Regions from separate parts of the Homo sapiens genome. Here region 2 is linked to region 1. Evidence: read pairs that join two places in POLR2A ChIA-PET (ENCODE). Cell type or tissue: K562. All regions are shown on one strand. Links, peaks and the distances in the headings refer to the core of each region. The heading gives the core; the rest is flanking DNA. Region 1 overlaps DNM2 (dynamin 2). Region 2 holds the start of MIR199A1 (microRNA 199a-1).

Region 1 (17,000 bases), core at 3,628-11,627:
TACATGCTGGTACCTATAGAGAATACGTGGCACCATTATGGGTGGTTATTTTTTTTTTTTTTGGAACAGGTCTCACTCTGTCACCCAGGCTGGAGTGCAGTGGCACAGTCATGGCTCGCTGCAGCCTTGACATCCTGTGCTCAAGCCATCCTCCTACCTCAGCCTCCTGAGTACCTGGGACAACAACCACATGCCACCACGCCCAACTAATGTTTATAATCTTTTGTACAGATGGGGTTTCTCTATGTTGCCAAGGCTGGTCTCAAACTCCTGGGCTCATGCGATCCTTTCACGTTGGCCCCCCAAAGTACTGGGATTGTAGACATGAGCCACCTCTCCCAGCCACGTGCATATATTTGTTGAATGAAAGTAGCTAAAGGCTGGAAGTGGTGACTCACGCCTGTAATCCCAGCACTATGGGAGGCCGAGGCAACATGGCTTGAGCTCAGGAGTTTGAGACCAGCCTGGGCAACATGGTGAGACCTCGTCTCTACCAAAAATACAAAAATTAGCAGGCGTGGTGGTGCATGCCTGTACTCTTAGCTACTTGGAATCCCGAGGTGCGAGGATCCCTTGAGCTAGGGTAGCGGTGGAACTTGCAGTGAGCCCACACTGTGCCATTGCACTGCAGCGTGGGTGACAGAGCGAGACCCTGTCTCAAAAAAAAAAAAGTAGCTAAAAACCAGAATGGAGTGAATTTCACTGCACAGTCATGGAGGGGACCAGGCAGAGGACAGCCCTGGGTCTTGGTTTTGGAGACTCACAGCCTGCCTGGGGATGCAGGGACCCTGAAGCAAGGACATCTTCCTTTGGAGGAAGTGGAGATTTGCTCCATCTATATAAAGAGTAATAACAGTAATAGGCTGAGACCCTGAGGCTGGGCAGCGTGGGTGTCTATCTGCGTTGGCTTCGAGGGCTGTAAGATGGGGCTAGCAGCGTCCCCTCCAGGGTGGGAGTGAGGCCCTGTATGGCAACCTGCGGGGTGCCCCCTCTGACTTTTGCTTCCTGCCTGGCTGCTCAGTGGCCCTGGCAGGGGCAGGCACCACTGCTCTTTCTGTTACAAGAGACCTCCTTTGGATAAATCTGAACACGCTCCCATGGCAGACCTATGGGGCGGTAGACAAGAGGCCAGCAGAGCTGTCCCAGGCCCTGGTGACACCTCCATGCCCAGGTGAAGGAGGAGCAGGCTACTTGGAGCCTGCCCTGTGACACACTTTCGCGGTGATGAGAGCTTCTCAGGGCTGCGATCCTGGCGGGCCAGTCAAGCGGGCAGGAGCAGCCCCAGCCAGGGTGACCCTGCCTGCTGGGTGATACGCCCTGGCACGACCAGGCCAGCCCTGGGGAAAGCCCCCAGGGCGGATCAGGGAGGGACACAGCTGTCCTGGCCATGAGACTTCTGTCTTTTGTATGGATACACAGGGTCCTTCTAGAGGGTCACAGCCTCCACCCCCGGGAGGCCTACCAGCTGGCCGCGCAGCCAGGATCCTGCAGCCACCAGGACACTGCCTTTCCAGGTTGTTCTTTTCTTTTCCTTCTTTTTTTTTTTTTTTTTGAGGCAGAGTCTCACAGTGTCGCCCGGGCTGGAGTGCAATGCATGATCTCAGCTCACTGCAACCTCCACCTCCTGGGTTCAAGTGATTCTCCTGCCTCAGCCTCCTGAGTAGCTGGGATTACAGGTGTGCACCACCACGCCTGGCTAATTTTTTGTATTTTTAGTAGAGATGGGGTTTTGCCATGTTGGCCAGGCTGGTCTCGAACTCCTGGCCTCAGGTGATCCACCCGCCTCGGCCTCCCAAGGCTCTGGGATTACAGGCGTGAGCCGCCGTGCCCGGCCCCCAGGTTGTTCTTTTCTACATCAACATCAGGGGACAGTGACTGAGAGAGGCCACGAGCCACTGGCTCAGCTTGACGAAGGCTTCCTGTGGTTTGGGTTGATGTATCTCTCTGTCTTGCAACACTGAGTTCCCCGTTGTCTGGGCGGAAGCCAGTCAGACGGAAGCCCGGCTTCTGTGGTGCCTGCCCTGGTGGCCTGGACAGGTTGCTGGGAAGCTCAGGTCAGGCTGCTTTCTGAGGTGGGGAGGCCCCACCTGGAATGTGCTCCCAGCACTGGGTGAAAATTGATGCACAGGCTTGATTTTTTTTTTTTTTTTTTGAGACGGAGTTTCGCTGTTGTTGCCCAGGCTGGAGTGCAATGGTGCAATCTCGGCTCGCTGCAACCTCCGCCTCCCAGGTTCAAGCGATTCTTCTGCCTCAGCCTCCCGAGTAGCTGTGATTACAGGCGTGCACCATCACACCCGGCTAATTTTTTGTATTTTTAGTAGAGACTGGGTTTCACCATGGCCAGACTGGTCTTGAACTCCTGACCTCAGGTTATCCGCCTGCTTCAGCCTCCCAGAGTGCTGGGATTACAGGCATGAGCCACCGCGCCCTTAAACTCTTTTCTGTTAAAGGAGTTATTCAACTGTTTACTCGTTGTGGAGAAAAAAAAAAAAAAAAAAACAGGCCGGGCGGTGGCTCATGCCTGTAATCCCAGCACTTTGGGAGGCCGAGGCGGGCGGATCACGAGGTCAGGAGATTGAGACCATCCTGACTAACACGGTGAAACCCCACCTCTACTAAAAATACAAAGAATTAGCTGGGCGTGGTGGCGAGCGCCTGTAGTCCCAGCTACTCGGGAGGCTGAGGCAAGAGAATGGTGTGAACCCAGGAGGCGGAGCTTGCAGTGAGCCGAGATCGCGCCACTGCACTCCCGCCTGGGTGATAGAGCGAGACTCCGTCTCAAAAAAAAAGGAAAAACAATTCACCCTGTCCGGAAGTGCACAGAGTAAGGCTGGGTGTCCTTTGCATGGGAACGACCTCTAGCAGTCTGTGGCTCTTGCCAGATTTTTTATATATATATATATATTTCTAGGTGTGACTACCCCCGACTCATCCAACCAGTGAGCCTATAAGTCTAGTAACAAACGCTCCCGCTCCACAGTCCAAAGTCTCAACAGAATGTGACTGTCTTGCACCAGGTCCCTGCTATATTTAGTGCCTCCAAGAATGTTTGGCTTTTGTTTTCTGTTTTTTTTTTCTTTTGAGACAAAGTCTCGCTCTTGTTCCCCAGGCTGGAGTGCAATGGCGCGATCTCGGCTCACTGCAAGCTCCGCCTCCCAGGTTCAAGCGATTCTCCTGCCTCAGCCTCCCGAGTAGCTGGGATTACAGACACCTGTCACCATGCCCAGCTAATTTTTGTAGTTTTAGTAGAGATGGGGTTTCACCATGTTGGCCAGGCTAGTCTTGAACTCCCGACCTCAGGTGATCCACCCTCCTCGGCCTCCCAAAGTGCTGGGATTACCAGTGTGAGCCACCGCGCCTGGGCTGGTGTGGTTTTTTTTTTTTTTTTTGGAGACAGGGTCCCACTCTTTCACCCAGGTTGGAGTGCAGTGGCATGATGTCGGCTTACTGCAACCTCCCCCTCTCGGGCTCAAACCATTCTCCCACCACAGCCTCCCAACTAGCTGGGACCACAGGCGCGCACCACAATGGCCGGCATTTTTTTTTTATTTTCGGTAGAGACAGGGTTTCTCCATGTTGCCCAGGCTGGTCTTGAACTCCTGAGCTCAGGTAATCTGCCTGCCTCAGCCTCCCAAAGTGCTGGGATTGTAAGCATGAGCCACAACGCCCTGCCTAGAAATAATTTTAGATTTAGAGAAAATAAATAAGCTTCAAATTTACAGAAAGTACAAAGATAACACAGAGAGCTCCTGTACATCCTTCACCAGTGTCCTCTAATTTTATATTTCTTACAACCAAGAAATTAACCTAGCTACTCAGGAGGCTGAGGCGGGAGGATTGCTTGAGTCTAGGAGTTAAAGCCCAGCTTTGGCAACATAACCTCTTCTCTAAAAATAAATGAATGAGGCCGGACATGGTGGCTCACGCCTGTAATCCCAGCACTTTGGGAGGCAGAGGCAGGTGGATCACCTGAGGTCAGGAGTTCAAGACCAGCCTGGCCAACATAGCGAAACCCCATCTCTACTAAAAATACAAAAAATTAGCCAGGTGTGGGGACATGTGCCTGTAGTCCCAGCTATTTGGGAGGCTGAGGCAGGAGAATTGCTTAAACCTGGGAAGCGGAGGCTGCAGTGAGCCGAGATCGCGCCACTGTACTTCAGCCTGGACAACAAAAGGAGACTCCATCTCAAAAAATAAAAAAAAAAAAATGAATGAATGAAATTAACCTTGGTATACTACTATTAAGTGAGGCCTGGCGGGATGTTGTGGCTCACACTGTAATCTCAGCACTTTGGGAGGCCAAGGTGGGTGGATCACTTGAGGCCAGGAGTTTGAGACCAGCCTAGACAACATATCAAAACCCTGTCTCTACAAAAAATTGAGTGTGGTGGTATACACCTGTAGTCCCAGCCACTCGGGAGGCTGAGGTAGGAGAATTGCTTGAACCTGAGAGGCCAAGGTTGCCATGAGCTGAGATCAAGCCACTGCACTCCAGCTTGGGCAACAGAGGGGGACTCTGTCTCAAAAAAAAAAAAAAAAGGAAGGGAGGCCAGGTACAGTGGCTCACACCTGTAATCCCAGCACTTTGGGAGGCTAGATTGCTTGAGCCCAGGAGTTTTAGACCAGCCTGGGCAATATAGTGAGACCTCGTGTGTAGAAAAAAAAAAAAATTAGCTTGGCCTGGTGGTGCTCACCTGGAGTCCCAGCTCCTCTGGAGGCTGAGACAGGAGGATCACTTGAGCCCTGGAGGTTGAGGCTGCAGTGAGTGATGATTGCACCATTGCACACCAGCCCGGGCAACAGAGCCAGACCCTGTCTCAAAAAAAAAAAAAAAAAAAAAAAGCCAAAGCCAGAATGTACAGATTTCTTCAATTTTTCCCATATGAGACTAATTTAAAAAAAAATTTTTTTTTTTTATCGAGATGGGGGTCTTGCTGTCTGGAAGTATACATACTGAGAAATTTTATTTTTCAAACAAAATCACCCCTTTTCCTGTCTTAGGACTGGACATTGCATCTAGTTGTCGGATCTCCTTAAGCCTTTTTCTGGTCTGGGAAGCAACTCAGCCCTTCCTTGTTTTTTATAACCTTGGTAAGTCATGGAATGTCCCTCAATTAGGGCTTATCTGGAATTCTTCATGGTGAGCCTGGGGTGTGAGTTTTGGGGAAGAAGGCCATTGGTGAGGTGCCCCTCTCTTCTGTGAATCTTTTTTTGTTTGTTTGTTTTTTGTTTTTGTTTTTTTGAGATGGAGTCTTGCTCTGTCGCCCAGGCTGGAGTGCAGCGGCGCGATCTCAGCTCACTGCAAGCTCTGCCTCCTGGGTTCACGCCATTCTCCTGCCTCAGCCTCCCGAGTAGCTGGGATTACAGGCTGCCACCATGCCCGGCTAATTTTTGTATTTTTTTTTAGACGGGGTTTCACCGTGTTAGCCAGGATGGTCTCGATCTCCTGACCTCATGATCTGCCCGCCTCTGCCTCCCAGAGTGCTGGGATTACAGGCGTAAGCCACCTCGTCCAGCCATCTTCTGTGAATCTTATCAGGAGTATAGGATACCAACAAGACTGATAAATTATTGACAGTGATAACTGATGATGCTGACCTTGATCTCTTGGCTGAGGTAGGCTTGCTAGGTTTCCCCACTGGAAAGTTACTAGTTTTCTTCTTTTCATACTCTATCCTTTGGGATCATGGAAAATTTTATTTTTATTTTATTTTTGGAGAGTCTCGCTCTGTCATCTAGGCTGGAGTGCAATGGTGTGATATTGGCTCACTGCGACCTCCGCCTCCCGGATTCAAGCGATTCTCCTGCCTCAGCCGCTTGAGCAGCTGAGACTACAGGCGCCCACCACCACGCCCGGCTAATTTTTTTTTTTCAAGAGATGGGGTCTCGCTGTGTTGCTCAGGCTAGTCTCAAACTCCTAGACTCATGTAATAATCCTCTTGCCTCTGGCTCCCAAAGTGCTGGGATTACAGGCATTAACCACTGTGCCCGGCCTTTTCTGGCACTATTGAAAAGACCATCCTTTCTCCCTAAAGTTGCTTTTGTCTGGAATTAGTTGGCCATATTTGTGTGGGTCCAACCTGAACTGTCTGTTCTGTGACGTTGATGTATGGCTCTGTCCTTTCTCCAAAACCACATATCTTTCTTCTCTTTTTAGATAGAGATGGGGGCTGGGCACAGTGGCTGACGCCTGTAATCCTAACACTTTGGAGGCAGGTGGATCACTTGAGGTCAGGAGTTTGAAACTGGCCTGGCCAACATGGTGAAACTCCGTCTCTACTAAAAATACAAAAAAATTAGCTGGGCGTGGTGGTGGGTGCCTGTAATCCCAGCTAATTGGGAGACTGAGGCAGGAGAATCACTTGAACACGGGAGGTGGAGGTTGCAGTGAGCCAAGATCGCGCTATTGCACTCCAGCCTGGGCAACAGAGTGAGACTCTGTCTCAAAAAAAAAAAAAAAGAAAAAAAGAAAAAAATAGAGATGGGGTCTCACAATGTTGCCTAGGCTGGTTTCAAACTACTGGGCTGGTGATGCTCCTGCCTCAGCCTTCCACAGTGCTGGCATTATGGGCGTGAGCCACCACGCCCACTCATTTCTATATTGCTGTAGCTTTATAGTAAGACTTGAAATCAGGCCATGTGAGTCCTCTTTTTTCTTGTTTCTCAAAATTGTTTTGTCTAGTCTAGTTCCTTTGCCTCCACATATATATTTTAGAATCAGCTTGTTGATTTCATAGAAAAGATCATTGTGTATTAGTACGTGGAAAGCCACGGTATTAGTTTTTTGTTTGTTTGTTTGTTTGTTTAGACAAAGTCTCTCTCTGGCACCCAGGCTGGTGTGCCAATAGTGTTGGGATTACAGGCGTGAACCACTGTGCCCAGCTGGTACTGGTTTTTATAACTGTGTATTATTCCATCCACTGTCACTACTTCCCCAGGACCAGTACAGTTTCTGCCTCCTCAGTCTTGCACCTTTAACCTTGTCCTCACCCCCAGGCTGTTCTCCCTGCAGTGGACAGAGGGAGCCTGTTAAGAATATCCTTCCTAGCTGGGCGCCGTGGCTTACGCTGTAATCCCAGCACTTTGGGAGGCCGAGGTGGAAGGATCTCTTGAGCCCAGGAGTACGAGACCAGCCTGGGCAACATAACGAGACCCCCATCTCTACAAAACATTTAAAAATTAGCCAGGCATGGCAGCGCATACTTACAGTCCCAGCTACTCAGGAGGCTGAGGTGGGAGGATTGCTTGAACCCAGGAATTTGAGGCTGAAGTGAGCTGTGATCCTGTCAGTGCACTCCAGCCGGGGAGACAGAGGGAGACCCTATATCCTTCCTCTACTTGGAATCCTCCCTGGCCCTCAGTTCCCTCAGGGTAAAAATGAAGTCGTCCCTGAGGCTCCATGATGTTCTCATGCAGGTGAGGCGCTGTCCTACCTCATGGCTTTTTCACATGCTGCTTCCACTGCCTGCACTGCCCTTCCCCCAGATAACCCTGTGGCTCATTTCATCAGCATTCTAAGGCCTCTGCTTAAAAGCCTCCTTCTCAAAAGGCTCTCCCCCTGGCCACTCTGCTCAAACGCCCCACCCTGTTCTCTCTGTCCCCTTCCCCTGCTTAATTTTTCTTGGAACCACTTGTCATTCCTGTCATTGTTCCACCTATGCGTTTGGTTTCTTGTTTTCTTTTTTTGGGGTGGAGTCTTGCTCTGACTCCCAGGCTGGAGTGGAGTGGCGATCTTGGCTCACTGCAACCTCTGCTTCCCGGGTTCAAGCGATTCTCCTGCCTCAGCCTCCCAAGTAGCTGGGATTACAGGCGCACGTCAACATGCCCGTATATTTTTGTATTTTTAGTAGAGACGAGGTTTCACTATGTTGGCCAGGCTGATCTCGAACTGCTGACTTCAGGTGATCTGCCAGCCTTGGCCTCCCAAAGTGCTGTGATTACAGGCATGAGCCACCGCACCCGGCCTATTTGTTTGATTTCTCTTTCTGTCTCCCCCCACTAGAAGGGGAATGCCCCATGGTAGGGCGGTGCCCCTGGCTGTAGCGCAGTCCCTTGCATGGTGCCTGGCATGCGATAGGTAATCGGGGCACCCATCTCCCTCTCGGGATGCACTCATTGATGTACTTGTCAATCACTGAGCAAGACCCACTCAGCAATGTCTGCTGAGCCTGCTCTGTGCCAGGCTCTGACCTGAACTGCCACCCTTCTGGAGTCAAACAGGCCTGGTTGCCACCAAGAGGAGTTAGGCCTGGCAGAGGAGACAAGCATTAGTCTCACAACAGAAGGAAGTAGGCCGGACGTGGTGGCTCATGCTTGTAATCCCAGCACTTTGGAAGGCCGAGGTGGGCAGATCATCTGAGGCTGGGAGGTGGAGGTTGCAGTGAGCCAAGATCACGCCGCTGTACTCCAGCTTGGGTGAAAGAGCGAGACTCCATCTCAAAAAATAAATAAATAAATAAATAAATAAAAAGGAAGTGGAGACTTTCATTGAGATCAGTATCAAAGGGCACGAGGTGGCAGGGCATGGTGGCTCACGCCCATAGACCCAGCACTTTGGGAGGCTGAGGTGGGAGGATTGCTTGAGCCCAGGAGTTTGATACCAGCCTGGGCAATATAGTGAGACCTCATGTCAACAAAAACAGACAAAACAAAAAAAACAGGGGAGGGAGGGCTACAGGAGGGTGGGATGAGGACTGGCCACAGTTGGAGGCCAGGCCCTTCCTGGGGATCCCAGCGGTTGTTACTCTTTAAGAAGGACCTGGCCTGGTGTGGTGGCTCACGCCTGTGATCCCAGCACTTTGGGAGGTTGAGGCGGGTGGATCACTTGAGGTCAGGAGTTGAAGACCATCCTGGCCAACATGGCAAAACCCCATCTCTATGAAAAATACAAAAAAAAGTTAGTTAGCTGGGCGTGGTGGTGGGTGCCTGTAATCCCAGCTACTTGGGAGGCTAAGGCAGGAGAAGTGCCTGAACCCAGGAGGCAGAGGTTGCTGTGAGCTGAGATCGCACCGTTGCACTCCAGCCTGGGCAACAAGAGCAAAACTCCATCGCAAAAAAAAAAAAAAAAGGCTGGGCTCAGTGACTCACGCCTGTAATCCCAGCACTTTGGGAGGCCGAGGTGGGCGGATCACGAGGTCAGGAGATTGAGACCATCCTGGCTAACACGGTGAAACCCCGTCTCTACTAAAAATACAAAAGATTAGCGGGGCGTGGTAGCGGGCGCCTGTACTGTAGTCCCAGCTACTCAGGAGGCTGAGGCAGGAGAATGGCTTGAATCCTGGAGGAGGAGCTTGCAGTGAGCCGAGATCACGCCACTGCACTCCAGCCTGGGCGACAGAGCGAGACTCCGTCTCAAAAATAAATAAATAAATAAAAGAAGGACGTGTTCCCTTGTTCTTCTATGGGGACATGGGGAACTCCTGTACTGTTTTATTTTCCTGAAATATTTTTATTGAAATATAATTCACATACCATAATACCTAATCCTTTTGAAATATACTATTCAGTGGATTTTAGTATATTCACAGTTGTGTAACCAGCACCACTATCTGATTTTGTAGCACTTTCATTTCCCCTAAACCCATACATATGAAGCAGTTCCTCCCTCCCCCAGCACCTGGAAGCCACTAATGTCCTTTCTGTCTGTGAATTTGCCAATTTTGGATATTTCCTATAAATGGAATCTTACAGTATATGGCCTTTTGTGTGTGGCTTTGTTTATTTAGCATCATGTTTTCAAGATTCATCCATGCTGGTTGGGTGCAGTGGCGCACGCCTGTAATCCCAGCATTTGGGAGGCTGAGGCGGGCAGATCACTTGAGGGCAGGAATTGATGAGACCAGCCTGCCCAACATGGTGAAACCCCTTCTCTACTAAAAATACAAAAATTAGCTGGGTGTAGTGGCACATGCCTGTAATTCCAGCTACTCTGGGTGGCTGAGGCACGAGAATCTCTTGAACCTGGGGGGCAAGGTTGCAGTGAGCCGAGATCACTCCACTGCACTCTAGCCTGGGCAACAGAGCAAGACTCTCTCTCTCTCTCAAAAAAAAAAAAAAAAAAAAAAAAAAGAATTCACCAATGAAGCCACCTGGGCCTGGACTTTTCTTTGTGGGACGTTTTTTGAATACTAATTAAATTTCTTGTACATCTATTGAGTTTTTCTGTGTCTTCTTGAGTCAGTTTCAGTAATTTGGGTCTTTCTAGGAATTTGTCCATTTCATCTAGGGTGTATTTAATTTGTTAGAATAGTATTCCCTTATCATCTTTTTTATTTCTGAAAGGTTGGTAGTGATGTCTCCTCTTTATTTCTGATTTTTGTAATTTGAGTCTTATCTCTTTTTCTCTTGGTTAATCTAGCTAAAGGTTTGTCAGTTTGGTTGATCTATTCAAAGAGCAAATTGTGGTGGTGTTAACTTCTCTCTCCATTTTTTTAGTCTCTTTATTTCTTCTCTAATTATTTCCTTCTTTTCTCTTTGGATTTGGTTTACCCTCCTTTTCTGAGGTTCTTGAAGTGGAAGATTATTGAAATCTGAAAGTATTTGAAATCTTTCTCTTTTTTTTGTTTTTTTTTTTTGAGACGGAGTCTCGCTCTGTCGCCCAGGCTGGAGTGCAGTGGCACGATCTTGGCTCACTGCAAGCTCCGCCTCCCAGGTTCACGCCATCCTCGTGCCTCAGCCTCCTGAGTAGCTGGGACTACAGGCACCCACCACCATGCCTGGCTAATTTTTGTATTTTTGGTGGAGACGGGGTTTCACCATGTTGGTGAGGCTGGTCTCAAACTCCTGACCTCAGGTGATCCACCCACCTCGGCCTCTTAAAAGTGTGGGGATTACAGGCGTAAGCCACCGCGCCCGGCCAAAATCTTCCTTCTTTTTAAATACAGTTGCTTACATCTATGAATTTCCCTGTAAACCTGCTTTAGCTGCATCCATAAGTTTTGATATGTTGTGTTTTCATTTTCATTTATCTCAGCATATCTTCTCATTTCTCTTATGATTTCTTCTTTGATACATAGGTTATTTAGCAGTATGTTCATTTCTATATATTTGAGAATTTCTGAAAAACATCTTTCTTGTGTTCATTTCTAACTTCATTTCACTGTGGTTGGAGGAACTACTTTGTATGATTTCAATCTCTTTAAAATTATTGAGTCATGTTTTATGGCTTGGCCTCGAATACGGTGTGTCCTGGAGAATGTTCCATATGCACATGATAAGAATGTGTATTTTACTCTTGGGTGGAGTGTTCTGTACACATCTGTCAGGTCTTATTGGTTTCGTATTTTCTATTTCCTTGTTATCTTTTATTTGGTTGTTCCATCCATTATTATTATTTTTCTTGCCTGATACCAATGCTGATATCCATCCATGATTGAAAGTGGGGTATTGAAGTCTCCAACTTTCTTTCTTTCTTTTTTCTTTTCTTTTTGGAGACACGGTCTTGCTCTGTCTCCCAGGCTGGAAACGTGGTGGCATGATCATAGCTCACTGTAGCTTCTGTCTCCTGGGCTCACATGATCCTCCCACCTCTGCCTCCCGAGTAGCTGGGACCACAGGCGTGTGCCACACCCGACTAATTTTTGTATTTTTTCTAGAGGTAGGGTCTTGCTATATTGACCAGGCTGGCCTTGAACTCTTGGGCTCAAGTGATCCTCTCATCTTGGCCTCCCAAAGTGCTGAGATTACAGGCATGAGCCACTGTGCTCAGCCCCAAATTGGCCAATATTTCTTTCTTTTTTTTTTTTTTTTGAGACAGAGTCTTGCTCTGTCGCCCAGGCTGGAGTGCAGTGGCGCGATCTTGGCTCACTGCAAGCTCCGCCTCCCGGGTTCACGCCATTCTCCTGCCTCAGCCTCCCAAGTAGCTGGGAGTACAGGTGTCCGCCACCATGCCCGGCTAATTTTTTTTGTATTTTTAGTAGAGACGGGGTTTCACCGTGTTAGCCAGGATGGTCTCTATCTCCTGACCTTGTGATCCACCCGCCTCTGCCTCCCAAAGTGCTGGGATTACAGGCGTGAGCCACCACGCCTGGCCAATATTTCTTTTGTTCTGTGCTTTTTCCTTCCTCCCTCCCTTCCTCTTTACCTTCCTCTTTACCTTCCTCTTTCCCTCCCTCCCTTCTTTCCTTCCTTCCTTCCTTTTTGTTCTTGTTCTTTTCTTTTTCCTCTACCCTTCTTTCTTTTCCTTCTTTCTTTTTTTCTTTCTTTGTTTTTGCTTGATTGCAGCATCATGAGAGAGTCCTGTGCTTTTTTATAGCTGCAAGTATTCCTGGGTCGAGCCTACTCCCACTAACACTGATCACTCTCCCCCTTGAATTTTTAGGTTATTTCTAGTTTTTCCCCTCCTGCCAGAGACTTGGGGGTCCGCAGGCTTGTGTGTCTGCTATGCTCAGGGTGGATACCCTGCAAGGGAGTGCCATGTTGCATCAGAAGTGGATTTAGAGTGATGTTGCCAGGCCCACCAGGAAAGGCTGTGCCAAGGCTCTTTGCTGGGGTGCCAAGAAGAAGGGTCTGTGCCTGTTGTGGTGCCAGGCATTGACATCCTTCACTCCCACCCCCGTCACCCTCATGAACTAGTGAACTAGTCCTGTGGAATAGGGCCTTATGCGTGCTAGACCCTGGGTTTGTCCTGCTGACAACCCCATAGTGTAGGTGCTGTTATCCCAATTTCATAGAGAAACTGAGGGCTGGGGAAGTGGCAGCCTTCATTCAGTTCCTGCCGTGAGGCTGTGGCTGAGCTGCCAGGCTGCAGAGTCTTCACCCAATGATCTTGCTCAGTTGTCCCCATGAGGAAGCTGAGCCTGGCCTTCCTGTCTCTGGAGTCCAAGGTTTCCTTTCCTTGTGTGCCCCTGGAAGTGCTGTGTGGTGACCGGGATGGTGCCTGGCAGATGGAGATTAGACGCAGGTTGGATTGGTGCCTCATTGGTCAGGAGGGCTGCTCTTAGCTGTGTGCCAATAGACCGGATGACTTAATCTCTCTATCCTTGGTTTCCCCATCTGCAAAACAGGGTTGGCCAGAGCCCTGTGAAGGTGGAAGAAGGCCCTGTGTGCCTGGAGCTTTGTGCAGTGCCCTGGAGATGCTAGCTTGTTTTTCTTTCTTTTTTTTTTTTTTTTTTGAGACAGAGTCTCCCTCTGTCATGCAGGTTGTGGTGCAGTGGCTCAGTCTCCGCTGACTGCAGCCTCAACCTCCTGGGCTCAAGTGATCCTCCCACCTCAGCCTCTCAAGTAGCTGGGACCACAGGCGTGTGCCACCACGCCCGGCTAATTTTTTGTAGAGGCGAGGTTTCATCATGTTGCCCAGGCTGGTCTTGAACTCCTGAGCTCAGGTGTTCCGCCTGCCATGGCCTCCCAAAATACTAGGATTACAGGTGTGAGCCACCACGCCCGGCCGTGATGCCAGCTTCTTTTGCCGTGCAGCTAGCATTTGCTGAACACCTGCTGTGTGCCAGATAGTGTGCTGGAGGCAGGGCAGTGAACAAGACAGACGAGATCCCTGTCCTGTGGAGCTGATGCTCTAGCTGGGGGCCTGAGGGGTGGGAAGGAAGCACAGGTGCTCGGGTGAGAAAAAACATCATGCGGCCAGGCATGGTGGCTCACACCTGTAATCCCAGATCTTTGGGAGGCTGAGGCAGGCGGATCATCTGAGGTCATGAGTTCGAGACCAGCCTTGCAAAACCCCGTCTCTACTAAAAATACAAAAATTAGCCAGGTGTGGCTGGGTGTGGTGGCTCACACCTGTAATCCCAGCACTTTGGGAGGCGGAGGCAGGTGGATCACAAGGTCAGGAGATCGAGACCATCCTGGCTAATATGGTAAAACTCCGTCTCTACTAAAAATACAAAAAATTAGCCGGGTGTGGTGGCGGGTGCTTGTAGTCCCAGCTACTCAGGAGGCTGAGGCAGGAGGATGGCATGAACCCGGGAGGCGGAGCTTGCAGTGAGCCGAGATTGCGCCACTGCACTCCAGCCTGGGTGACAAAGCGAGACTCTGTCTCAAAAAAAAAAAAAAAAAAAAAAAAAAAATTAGCCGTGTGTGGTGGCGTGCGCCTGTAGTCCCAGCTACTTGGGAGGCTGAGGCAGCAGAATTGCTTGAACTCGGGAGGCAAGGTTGCAGTGAGCCAAGATCACGCCATTGCACTCCAGCCAGGGCAGCAGAGCGAGACTGTTTCCAGAAAAAAAAAAAAAATACAAAAATTAGCCAGACGTGGTAGCATACGCCCGTAGTCCCAGCTGCTTAGGAGGCTGAGGCAGGAAAATCACTTGAGCCCAGGAGGCGGAGGTTGCAATGAGCCAAGATCCTGCCACTACACTTCGGCTGGGGTGACAGAGCCAGACTCCATCTAAAAAAAAAAAAAATTCTTTAAAAATCAGGCACACAGTGTGATCTGACTTGCAGTTTTCCAAGCCTGTGGGGCAGGGAGCCTGGGGGAGGCTTTGCCCTGAGATGGGAGACTTGGCCTCAGGACATTAGAGCGAAACAGAGGAGGAGGGGATGGGTCTGGATATCCAAGGCAGGATCTGCCGAGAGATACGCTGTGGGGGTGGGACAAAGACCTCAAGAACGGGTCCGGGCTGTTCCTGTCACTTGTGACATTGTGGACTGAGTCTGCCTGGATATTTCCTTATGGGCTGGCTCCCCATCACCCCGGGAGAGTCTCGGGGTGGAGGGAACTAGAACGTGTTTGCCTGGAGGTCACTACCTACTCCCCTGGAAGGAAGGGGCTCCAGGAGGCTGGCTGTGGAATGCAGACTGTGGGTGGTGCCCGGCTGCCTGCCTCTAGTTCACTTGGGCCCTCAGGGTGGTACAGAGCTGGAAATCCATACATGGCTGACCACCCTGTAAGGGCTGCAGACACAGTGAGCGTTCACTTTGCCCTGGCAACTGGAACTGTCTCCTCCAGTCCTCACCACAACCGTTTTACAGAGCAGGACACCTGTTGCAAGATGGGAGAGACTTTGCTAACAAGGTCCCACAGCTGGCACTCACCAGGCTGGCTGGGGTACTCAGGCCACCCCTTGCAGTGGGGAGCAGTTAGGATGACACCGAGGACACCCCTAGGAGGGCGGAGTTGTGAGCTCCAGGACCCCACATTTGAGCAGTTTCCCCGTCACTCTTGAAAATGCTGCTGGGCCGGCCAGTTTCTTTGGGGTTTCTCAGTACTGCTGAAAGTTACAAGGTCAACACTGGCCTGCAATCACAGTTATAAAAAAGTTATAAAAGCCTGACATTCAAATCACGTTGGAGACTATAAAACAGCAAGTTTTTCATTTGCACACCTCACATGACCTCAAGCCTGCTGTCCATACACAGGAAATGGGGATGTGCGGAAAAAAAACCCGAAGTGGAGGACATCATCCCCCACGCATAATCCAGTCCGTGCATCGCACTTGACCTTCGGCACTGCAGCCTGCATTGCTCCCCGGACTAGCTCCCAAGATTGATTTAGCCAGTTCCCTGCCAGTGGACATTTAGGTCATTATCGGTTTTCATTCCACAAAGTACTGCCCTCAGGGAGTCGGCTGTCCTTGCCAAACCACTGCATTAATATGTTTCTGGGTGCTGGGGAAAGGGCGCTTAAGACCCCTGCCCTCAAGGTGTTGATATTCTAGTTGGGACTGTTAGATAAATGAGCAATTAGGCTGGGCACGCTTGAAATCCCAGGGCTTTGGGAGGCTGAGGTGGGAGGATCGCCTAGGCAGCATATCACTACAGAAAAACACAAATAAAAAAAGTTAGCTGGGCGTGGTGGCAAGTGCCTGTAGTCCGAGCTACTCAGGAGGCTGAGGGAGGAGGATCGCTTCAGCCCAGGAGTTTGAGGCTGCAGTCAGCTATGATTGCATCACTGCACTCCAGCCTGGATGACAGAGTGAGATCCTGTCTCTGAAAAAAGAGGTGCAAATAAACCAGAAAAGTACCAACTAGTGGGCAGTGCTGTGTTTAGAAGGAAAACAGGGCAACATGAAGGGGAGGTGGGCATCAGTAGGGGACAGACCTCTCTGAGGAGGTGACATCTGAGTTGAGTCCCTGGTAACCGGAGATAGCCAGGATTGTGGAAATACTTGGAGGAGATGAGATGGTCTTTCGAAGCAGGAGGCCAGCATGTGCAAAGGCCCTGCGACAGCAATGTCTGGCCTCCTTGCTGTTTCTTTTTATTTCATTTTTTGAGACGGAGTCTCACTCTGACCTATGCTGGAGTGCAGTGGCATGATCTTGGCTCACTGCAACCTCTGCCTCCCAGGTTCAAGCGATTCTCGTGCCTCAGCCTCCTGAGCAGCTAGGAGTACAGGCACACGCCACCACACCCCACTAATTTTTCTGTATTTTTAGTAGAGACAAGGTTTCACCATGTTGGCCAGGCTGCTCTCGAACTCTGGACCTCAGGTGATCCACCCACCTCGGCCTTCCAAAGTGCTGGCATTACAGGTGTGAGCTACCACGCCCGGCCTTTTTGCTGTTTCTTGACCACCAATGTGGCTGGAGGCAGGGAGTGAGGGGGTGGTGGGGGAGGAGGGCACGGAGGTGACAGGGCCATGGGGGGCACTTGGGAACTGTCAAACCGTCAAATGTTATGAGCAGAGGAGGGTCATGTTCTTACATTGTATCGAGTTTTCCTTTTTGTTTTTTTGAGATGGAGTTTCACTCTTATTGCCCAGGCAGGAGTGTAATGGTGTGATCTTGGCTGACTGTAACCTCTGCCTCCCAGGTTCAAGCGATTCTCCCACCTCAGCCTCCCGAGTAGCTGAGATTACAGGCATGCACCACACCTGGCTAATTTTGTATTTTTAGTAGAGACGGGGTTTCTCCCTGTTGGTCAGGCTGGTCTCGAACTCCCAACCTCAGGTGATCTACCTGCCTCGGTCTCCCAAAGTGCCGGGATTACAGGTGTGAGCAACCGTGCCGGCTTTTTTTTTGTTTTTTGTTTTTTTTTTTTTTGAGACAGTCTCACTCTGTTGCCCAGGCTGGAGTGCAATGGCATGATCTCACAATCTCAGCTCACTGTGACC
Region 2 (9,066 bases), core at 1-8,000, 84 kb after region 1:
ACCTGCCGGCGAGTTTGGGGGGCCTGTCTCGACGAGCCGCTCACCCAAGCCCAGCCTAACCAATGTGCAGACTACTGTACACATTGAGAGCCTCCTGAACAGGTAGTCTGAACACTGGGTTGGCGGGGCCGGCTATCCATCCTGCAGAACCCCCCAGGCAGACGCTGGGGCCACCAGGCCAGGCCGTGCCTCAGCACCTCTGAGCAGCCAAGGAAACCACCACTCTTCCCGAGACGATCCGCTCTGTCCCTTCTGACGTGGCAAGGCTGGGGCCGGCTCGCATCTGGAGAAAGTTCTGGGTTTTCAGGAAATCCTAAAGAGTGGGGGAGGCGGAGCAGGAGGCAGGGTTTGGGATCGTGGCTTCTGGGCTCAGGAGGAATGTCTGACTCTTTGGGGGTCGGGGGTGGGGAGGAGGGGCGCACACACACGTGTGTGTGTGTGTGTGCGCGCGCGCGCACGCGTGCGTGCCGGCAGCACCAGGAAGGCGGCCACTGATTTCTCGGCGGAATCGCACTGTAAACAGTTCCAGATGTGGCATTAGCTGGAATGGCCTGTGACTCAGTTACTTGGCCCTGCTGGCTGGAAGCTTCCGGCCGCGTGATATGATAGGGTCAGGGCAGCAAAGGCCCTTGGGCAAACGTCCGAGCCGGGGGCAGGGCTTCTGCAGAGCCCCCTCCCCTAGCCCCTTCTAAAGCCCCCAAAACTCTTCCCCGAAAGGTGGGAGGGACCCAGGCCCTGTGTTACCCAGCCTTGCCTGGGATGACGGGTGCAGGCTTTCTTCATCACCTTCCCTCCCTTGGGTCCGCAGCGGCATCCCTCCCTCCATGGCCACCGGGCCCCTCTCCTATGCTCTGCTCCCTCCATGGCCACCGGGCCCCTCTCCTATGCTCTGCTCCCTCCATGGCCACCGGGCCCCTCTTCCTATGCTCTGCCCTACTTCTTTGCCTAGAGCCTGGCAGGCTAATCCTGGAGCCGCTCACAAGAGCAACCAAAGAAAATCCCGGGTGCTCATGGGCACCAGCTCTGCAGTGGGCACCAAGCTCCTCCATCCTCCTTGGATAGATGAGGAAACTGAGATGAAATGGGAGGTGGCGGGGAAGTGGCTTGCCCGAGGGCACACGGCCAGGAAAGGGCAGGGCTGGCATCACCTCAACCATGCTGAGCTCCTAACGCCCTGAGGCTGAGCCCATGTGCCAAGCCCACTGCTTCATCCTGGCTCCCCTTGCAAAGTCCTGACAGTCCCAGCTGGCCCCCACTTGCCAGGGAGCCCCCGCTGCCTTCTCCACAGTCACTGTGGCTGCTCCTGAACTTGGAGGCGGCAGCCAGGTTAGGCTTTGTGCTGGGGCAGCGCAGTGAGGGGACATGAGAGGAGTTTCCAGAGACGGCCCAGGGAGAAGAAGGGCCAGGGGCACTGTGGGGAGGACTGGGCTTTGGGTCACAGAGACCTGGCCTCTGAAGTCCTGCTGTGGCTTGCGCTGCCTGCCGTGTGGCCTTCGGCAGCCAGCTTCCCTCTCTGAGCTAGGAGGGATCCGTGAACTGAGACCAAGCAGTGCATGGCATGGGTCCCCAAGAGCTGCTGCTGTGGCGGGTGGGCACACACATCACTGGGTGAGTGTGGGACTCCAGGGTGCCACCCCCAGCTCCGTGACTCGCCAGCCCCTTGCCCCTGGCCGAGGGGCCCACCTCTGAGCTGCCTCCCTAGCAGTCTGGACAGCCGTGGCTGGCACTTGGTGCTTCCTGAACAGGGCCAACCTTAGAAAGCAAGTGATAGGGCAGGTGCGGTGGTGCACACCTGTAATCCCAGCACTCTGGGAGGCTCGCTTGAACCCAGGAGTTTAAGACCAGCCTGGGCAACATAGCGAGACCCCATCTCTATTAAAATAATGATAATGATAATAATAAAGAAAGGGAGTAAGGCTTCTGCAGCACCTGGCCCAGGACCTATCCAGCCCCAAGATGTCCTAAAGCGGCCAAGGTTGAAATCCCAGCCCTGCTCCTCTCTGCCTCAGTCTTCCCCTCTGTAAAATGGCATCACAGAGGTAACTCACTCCTAGGCTCGTTTCAAAGATGGAGCCCAGATAAAAGTTCCATTCACTTCGTGCAAGGCGAGGGGCAGTTGTGTTGTGCGTGCCGTCAGCCACATGTCAGCAGTGAACTCAACAGGAGTCCCTGCCCTGGAGAAACTTGAGTCAGTCCAGTGGCAGTCAGCCACCTAGGTCAATAAGCACAGGCAGTCAGGCACCTAGGTCAACAAGCGCAGGATACGTGACGTGTTGTGTGAGGGAAAAGGAGGATGGAGGTGGGGAGGGTGCGGGTAGAGTTAGGGCAGGAGGGAGCCATGCAAGTGTCAGGATCAGGCAGTAGCCCGGTCGTCCGAAGGCCCTGGGGTAGGAACCCAGGTGGGATACTCAGGGAGCATCATGGAGGGCAGCGTGGCTGGGACAGAGTGACGGACGGGGAAGGGCCGGCAGATGGGCTCATATACAGCAGCGACCAGCATTGAGAAGCCCCCGGGGCTGGTGGTGGCGCATGCTACACGCTCTGGCCTGGGGCATCCTGAGTTGTCACGTGGACCGCTCAGGGTGACTCTTTTCCCTCCACCCTCAGGAGAAAGAGAAGAAGTACATGCTGCCTCTGGACAACCTCAAGATCCGTGATGTGGAGAAGGGCTTCATGTCCAACAAGCACGTCTTCGCCATCTTCAACACGGAGCAGAGGTGAGGGGCCCAGGGGCCTGGGGATGGCTCGGGGTGAAGACCAATGGCCTCATTCACACTCCACAACCTTCACTGAGCACTGAGCACCTGGCTGTCAGCAGTCCCTGCCCTTGGGACCCAGCTTTTAGAAAGGGGAGTCACGTGAGAAATAGCAAATGCCAGGGATGCTTCCCGTGCTGGGTCAGAGATGACCTCTCTGGGCAGAGATGAGGATGAAGGCAGGCTCCGAGTCAGTGGGAGCCATGGAGAGTTCTGAGCACAGGGTGACCAGGACCTGGCTCAGGTGCTTGCAGGAGCCCTCTGGTGGCTGAGAGGGAAACAGTATGAGAGGGTGAGAGATGGGGGACGAGGGCAAAGGCCGCTGCCTTGTCCAAGTGGGCGATGATGGGGCCAGAACCCATAGGGAAGGAGGGTGCAGATTCTGGGTAGAAGAGTCAGGCGGAGCCCTGGTGGGCATGGATATGAGAGAGAAAGGCACCAATTGTGACCCTGAGTACGTGGGCCTGAGCTCCTGCACTGCCCAGCTGCTGCCATTGGCCGAGGTGGGGAAGGCAGCGGCAGGTAGGCCTGGAGACAGCCAAGAGCTCCATTTAGGCCATGCCAAGGGAGAGGGTGCATCAGGGAGGCACCTGGGTAGATCGAGGAGTGTGATGTCCAGGAACGAGCTCCAGTCTGGGATGTGAACTGGGCAGTCACCATTGCGTGGATGGTATTTCAAGGAACGAAACCAGATGAGCTCCCAGGAGAGTGAAGCTGGAGAATGGGAGGCCCCAGGAAGCTCACAGTACATCTGTCCCATGAGGCGTAGCTGGAGACTTTAGCAGAGACACTGCTCTCAGGAAGAAACCCAGCTGGCAGGAGGGCTCTTCCCATGCTCACACAATCACGCTCATCCAGGAAGCAGGGCCCACCTGAGTCAGGGATTAGCTGTCAGTAAAGGCCCGGTGGTACCCTGAGACCTGTAGGCAGGCACTGACGTCCTCCCTGCTGGCCCCAGAACCTCCTTGCCTACTGCTTGGCTACACCCACCAACTCCAGCTGAGTCTCCTGGTTCCCTCCTGCTTTGCTCTGGCTGGCCTAAAGCTCGAGACCCATTTGTCCACCAGCTGGCCGTGAAAACCTTCATAGCTCTTCTAGGCTTGCCCCTGGCCATATGACACCTGGCAGCTGTCCCAGGTCCCTGAGCCGTGTGCCTCCTGTACAGGGAGGGTGACAATATTATCTGATATATCTTTTAAGAGCAGGTTCAGGAAACCCAGAGTAGTAGCTGCAAAAACAAGATAAGATGGTTGATAGTTTTTTGTGTAAATTAAGTCCAGACTTTAGTATCCCGGGCAAAGTGGAGCAGCTCCACAGGCATCAGGGTCCAGGCCCTGCATGTTCCTCAGGATTCCACCTGATATGCAGAAGCCGAGCTCTGCGGTGGGACAGGCCTGCCATGAAATCCTGACTTTTTTTTTAAACGGAGTTCCGCTGTTGTTGCCCAGGCTAGAGTGCAATGGTGCGATCTCAGCTCACCGCAACCTCTGCCTCCTGGGTTCAAGCGATTCTCCTGCCTCAGCCTCCCAAGTAGCTGGAATTACAGGCATGCACCACCACGCCTGGCTAATTTTTTATTTTTAGTAGAGACGGGGTTTCTCCATATTGGTCAGGCTGGGCTCGAACTCCCAACCTCAGGTGATCCACCCACCTCGGCCTCCCAAAGTGCTGGGATTACAGGTGTGAGCTACTGCACCTGGCCCAAAACCCCGACTTCTACTTCTTTGTCCAAAATGGCTGCCCAGACTCCAGCCATTGTGATGATGTCCCAGGCAGCAGCAGGAAGGAGAGGAGGAGCTACAAGGGCATGCCTCTCCCCACACAACCTCATCCAGAGGTCGTTCGGGGCAGCCACTTGCTGACCACAAACCCAACTCTCACTTAAAGGCTTTGTGGGCAGCTTGGCTGTCTTAACCACACCTGGATGTGGGACAGGAAAATGTGCGTGGCATGTGGCACGGGGCCTGGCCTGTAGACCACCATCTGCAAGCACTGTTTAGCATCCATTCCATTTATCTCCCAGCTTTGAGACCCTGGTTCTTTTTTCTTTTTCTTTTTCTTTTTTTTTTTTTTTTGAGATGGAGTCTTCCTCTGTCACCCACCCAGGCTGGAGTGCAGTGGCATGATCTCAGCTCATTGTAGCCTCCACCTCCCATGCTCAAGTGATCCTCCCGCCTCGGCCTCCCGAGTAGCTGGGACTACAGGCGCACACCACCATGCCCAGCTAATTTTTGTATTTTCTGTAGAGATGGGGGTGTTGCTGTGTTGCTCAGGCTGGTCTCCAACTCCTGAGCTCAAGCAATCCCCCTGTCTCAGCCTCCCAAAGTGCAGGAATTACAGGTATGAGCCACCATGCCTAAACTTTACAAAAATTTTTTTGTTTTGTTTTGATACATAGTCTCACTCTGTCGCCCAGGCTGGAGACAGTGGCACAATCTTGGCTCACTGCAACTTCCACCTCCCAGGTTTAAGCGATTCTCCTGCCTCAGCCTCCCGAGTAGCTGGGATTACAGGCATGCAGTACCACTCCCAGCTAATTTTTTGTATTTTAGTATTGACGGGGTTTCACCATGTTGGCCAGGCTGGTCTCAAACTCCTGACCTCAGTTGATCCTCCTGCCTCAGCTTCCCAAAGTGTTGGGATTACAGGCGTGAGCCACTGTGCCCAGCCAAAACTTTTTTTATAAAAAACACACAGGCCGGGCACGGGGGCTCACGCCTGTAATCCCAGCACTTTGGGAGGCCGAGGCAGGTAGGTCACGAGGTCAGAAGATCGAGATCATCCTGGCGAACACGGTGAAACCCCGTCTCTACTAAAAATGCAAAAAATTAGCTGGGGTGGTGGCAGGTGCCTGTAGTCCCAGCTACTCGGGAGGCTGAGGCAGGAGAATGGTGTGAACCCGGGAGGCGGAGCTTGCAGTGAGCCAAGATCGCGCCACTGCACTCCAGCCTGGGCGACAGAGCAAGACTCTGTCTCAAAAACAAAACAAAACACATTCGGGCACAGTGGCTCACACCTGTAATCTCAGAACTTTGGGAAGCCGAGGTGGGCGGATCAGCTGAGGTCAGGAGTTCGAGACCAGCCTGACCAACATGGAGAAACCCCATCTCTACTAAAAATACTAAAATTAGCCAGGTGTGGTGGCGCATGCCTGTAATCCCAGCTACTCGGGAGGCTGAGGCAGGAGAATCGCTTGAACCCGAAAGGTGGAGGTTGCGGTGAGCCGAGATTGCGCCATTGCACTCCAGCCTGGACAACAAAAGCGAAACTCCGTCTCAAAAAAAAAAAATAAATAATAATAATAATAATAAAGTTCTGGTGGACAGTGCTGCTCTGGGCTTTCCTGAAAATGCCCCAGTGGGAGCTTCCCAGCCACAGTTGGTGTCGAGGGTCACATGCCCACCTCTGGGGGCCCAGGAAAAGAGAAGAGTCAGCTGATCCAACAGAAACAAAGAAACTCAGACACTTGCCGAGCTTGTGCACAGCGCTCTTCTGTGTAGGCGTCACTCACGGTGACCCCTCAGCATGACCAGGTGAAGCCTGGGTTGGGTTTGGGTTCCTGATCAGTCAGAAAGACCCCTAGAGCCCATTCCTCTCGGCAGTCTGCCAGACCCATGGCAGGGTCAAGCTTGTGCCCCTCCTTCCCCACCCCCCCGCAGAAACGTCTACAAGGACCTGCGGCAGATCGAGCTGGCCTGTGACTCCCAGGAAGACGTGGACAGCTGGAAGGCCTCGTTCCTCCGAGCTGGCGTCTACCCCGAGAAGGACCAGGTGAGGAGCCGTCCTGCGCAGCCAGGCCCAGAGCCCCCACCTGGGAGAGGAAGCAGGGCTGGCTTTCCCCAGGACAGGTCATTTTCAGGCCATGTTAGCCAGGAGTCTCTGAAATCATGTAGCAGATGCCCACTTGAGCAAGCAAAGGAGAAATTGGGGGTACTTTGTCATCAGGGCCCAGAAAGTTCCCTCACGGAAGCCAGTGACCGGGGCACACAGGGGATGGGGTCCCACTTGCTTTGTTCTCTTCTCTTTTCCCCTTCCATCCTGAGGTAGAGTGAACATGGCCACCCTTGGCCCCAATATTAAAATGCCTTGCCGGGCACGGTGGGTGGTTCGCCCCTGTAATCCCAGCACTTTGGGAGGCTGAGGTGGGCAGATCATTTGAGCTCAGGGGTTCGAAACCAGCCTGGCCAACATGGTGAAACCCCGTCTCTACTAAAACTACAAAAATTAGCCAGGCATGGTGGTACGTGCCTGTAATCCCAGTTACTCAGGAGGCTTAGGCAGGAGATCGCTTAAACCCGGGAGGTAGAGGTTGCAGTGAGCTGAGATCACGCCATTGCACTCCAGCCTGGGCGACAGAGCAAGACTCCATCTCAAAAATAAAATAAAATGTCCCAAGGTTGGGTGTGGTGGCTTACACCTGCAATCCCAACACTTTGGGAGGCAATGTGGGCAGATCCTTTGGGCCCAGGAGTTCGAAAACAGCCTGGGCAATGTTGCAAAACCCTTCTCTCCAAAAAATACAAACATACCCAGGCATGGTGGCGCACCCCTGTAATCCCATCTACTCCAGGGCGCTGAGGTGGGAGGATCACTTGAGCTCTCCCTGGGAGGTTGAGGCTGCGGTGAACTGTGTTTGTGCCACTGCACTGCAGCCTGGGTGACATAGCAAGACTGTGTCAAAAAAAAACAAAACAAAAAAACAACGTTCCAATGCCCAGGTGAGGGGATCCACCCCAGCATCAGCCAGGGTCACCCCATTGTTTGGGCAGCTCTGGCCCAGGGCAAGCAGGCCTATCTGGTGCCAGTGGGGCTGTCAGGGGCCAGCCTGAGGTCAGTTATTGGTGGGACAATAGGGCAGATGGTTTCCAGAGAACCAGGACTTGGCCCAGGCCACAGTCACCCCTCAGCACCTCCCCTCCCGCTTGCAGGCAGAAAACGAGGATGGGGCCCAGGAGAACACCTTCTCCATGGACCCCCAACTGGAGCGGCAGGTGGAGACCATTCGCAACCTGGTGGACTCATACGTGGCCATCATCAACAAGTCCATCCGCGACCTCATGCCAAAGACCATCATGCACCTCATGATCAACAATGTGAGTGGAGAACTAAAAATGAGAAGGAGGTAGCTGGGTGCGGTGGCTCACGCCTGTAATCCCAGCACTTTGGGAGGCCAAGGCGGGCGGATCACTTGAGGTCAGGAGTTCAAGACCAGCCTGGCCAAAACGGTGAAACCCCATCTCTACTAAAAATACAAAAATTAGGCTGGGCGCGGTGGCTCACACCTGTAATCCCAGCACTTTGCGAGGCCAAGGCGGGCGGATCACGAGCTAAGGAGTTCGAGACTAGACTGACCAACATGGTGAAACCCCATCTCTACTAAATATACAAAAATTAGCCGGGCACGGTAGCTCACGCCTGTAATCCCAGCTACTCAGGAGGCTGAGGCAGGGGAATCGCTTGAACCCAAGAGGCAGAGGTTGTGGTAAGCCTAGAGTGCACCACTGCACTCCAGCCTGGGCGACAGAGTGAGACTCCGTCTCAAGAAAAGAGAGAGAGAGAGAGAGAAAAATACAAAAAGTAGCCGGGCATGGTGGCGGGTGCCTGTAATCCAGCTACCCGGGAAGCTGAGGCAGGACAATTACTTGAACCTGGGAGATGGAGATGGCAGTGAGCCAAGATCGTGCCACTGCACTCCAGCCTGGTTGACAGAGCGAGACTCCATCTCAAAAAAAAAAAAAAAAAAAAATGAGAAGGAGGCCAGGCACCCTAGGCCATACCTGTTTGTAGTCTTAGCACTTTGGGAGGCTGAGGCAGGAGGATCACTTGAGCCCAGGAGGTTGAGGCTGCAGTGAGCTATGATCATGCCACTGCACTCCAGCCTGGGCGACAGAGCAAGACCTTGTGTCCAACAACAGCAACAACAAATTTGAATGAATCACCACCCTTTGAACACCAGAATCTGCACGGCCATCCTCTTTGGGAAACCCTAGGGTTTCCGAGCCACACTGGGTCCATAGTCCCATCAAGTCCACTAACTGGAGTGAACACTGCAGGTGTGCGCCTTCTCTGAATTAACTTAGGCTGGCATCAGAATAACTGCAGGAGGGAGAACGGCCATCTTCCCCATTTCACAGACAGAAAACAAGGCCAGAGAGATCAAGTAACCTGCCCCAAGTTCCTTAGGAAAGTGGGAAGTGGGATTCAAACCCACGTTTACCCTGGTTGCAACCATACCCTTGGGTTGTGTTGGGCAGCCGCTGTGTCCTAATGATCTGGGGCCCAGCCTCTTCCTCATGGGCGTCACCCGCCT

What was found. Peaks named below come from ENCODE experiments on the same cell type or tissue, not always from the same donor. Only the 100,000 strongest peaks of a DNase experiment are listed, where the experiment ranks them.
Region 2: POLR2A ChIA-PET joins it to region 1 with 5 read pairs; 13 of 35 experiments call an interaction of 5 or more read pairs at or near these places.

What each region holds. Positions count from the first base shown.
Region 1 is chr19:10,729,820-10,746,819 of GRCh38, forward strand. All of the region lies in intron 1 of DNM2 (dynamin 2), which reads left to right. Among named protein-coding and RNA genes, the nearest start is that of MIR638, 20 kb to the left of the region's middle. RefSeq lists enhancers at 1,114-1,163, 1,204-1,253 and a silencer at 9,122-9,191. In K562, for the core only: a CTCF peak has its summit at 6,998; a DNase peak (open chromatin) is centred at 7,522.
Region 2 is chr19:10,817,373-10,826,438 of GRCh38, forward strand. DNM2 (dynamin 2) reads left to right here. Exons shown (of 21, transcript NM_001005361.3): 16 at 2,608-2,717; 17 at 6,416-6,527; 18 at 7,685-7,849. MIR199A1 (microRNA 199a-1) reads right to left here and starts at 124; the gene lies at 54-124. In K562, for the core only: a CTCF peak has its summit at 3,050 (motif pointing left); DNase peaks (open chromatin) are centred at 3,029, 3,919 and 4,585.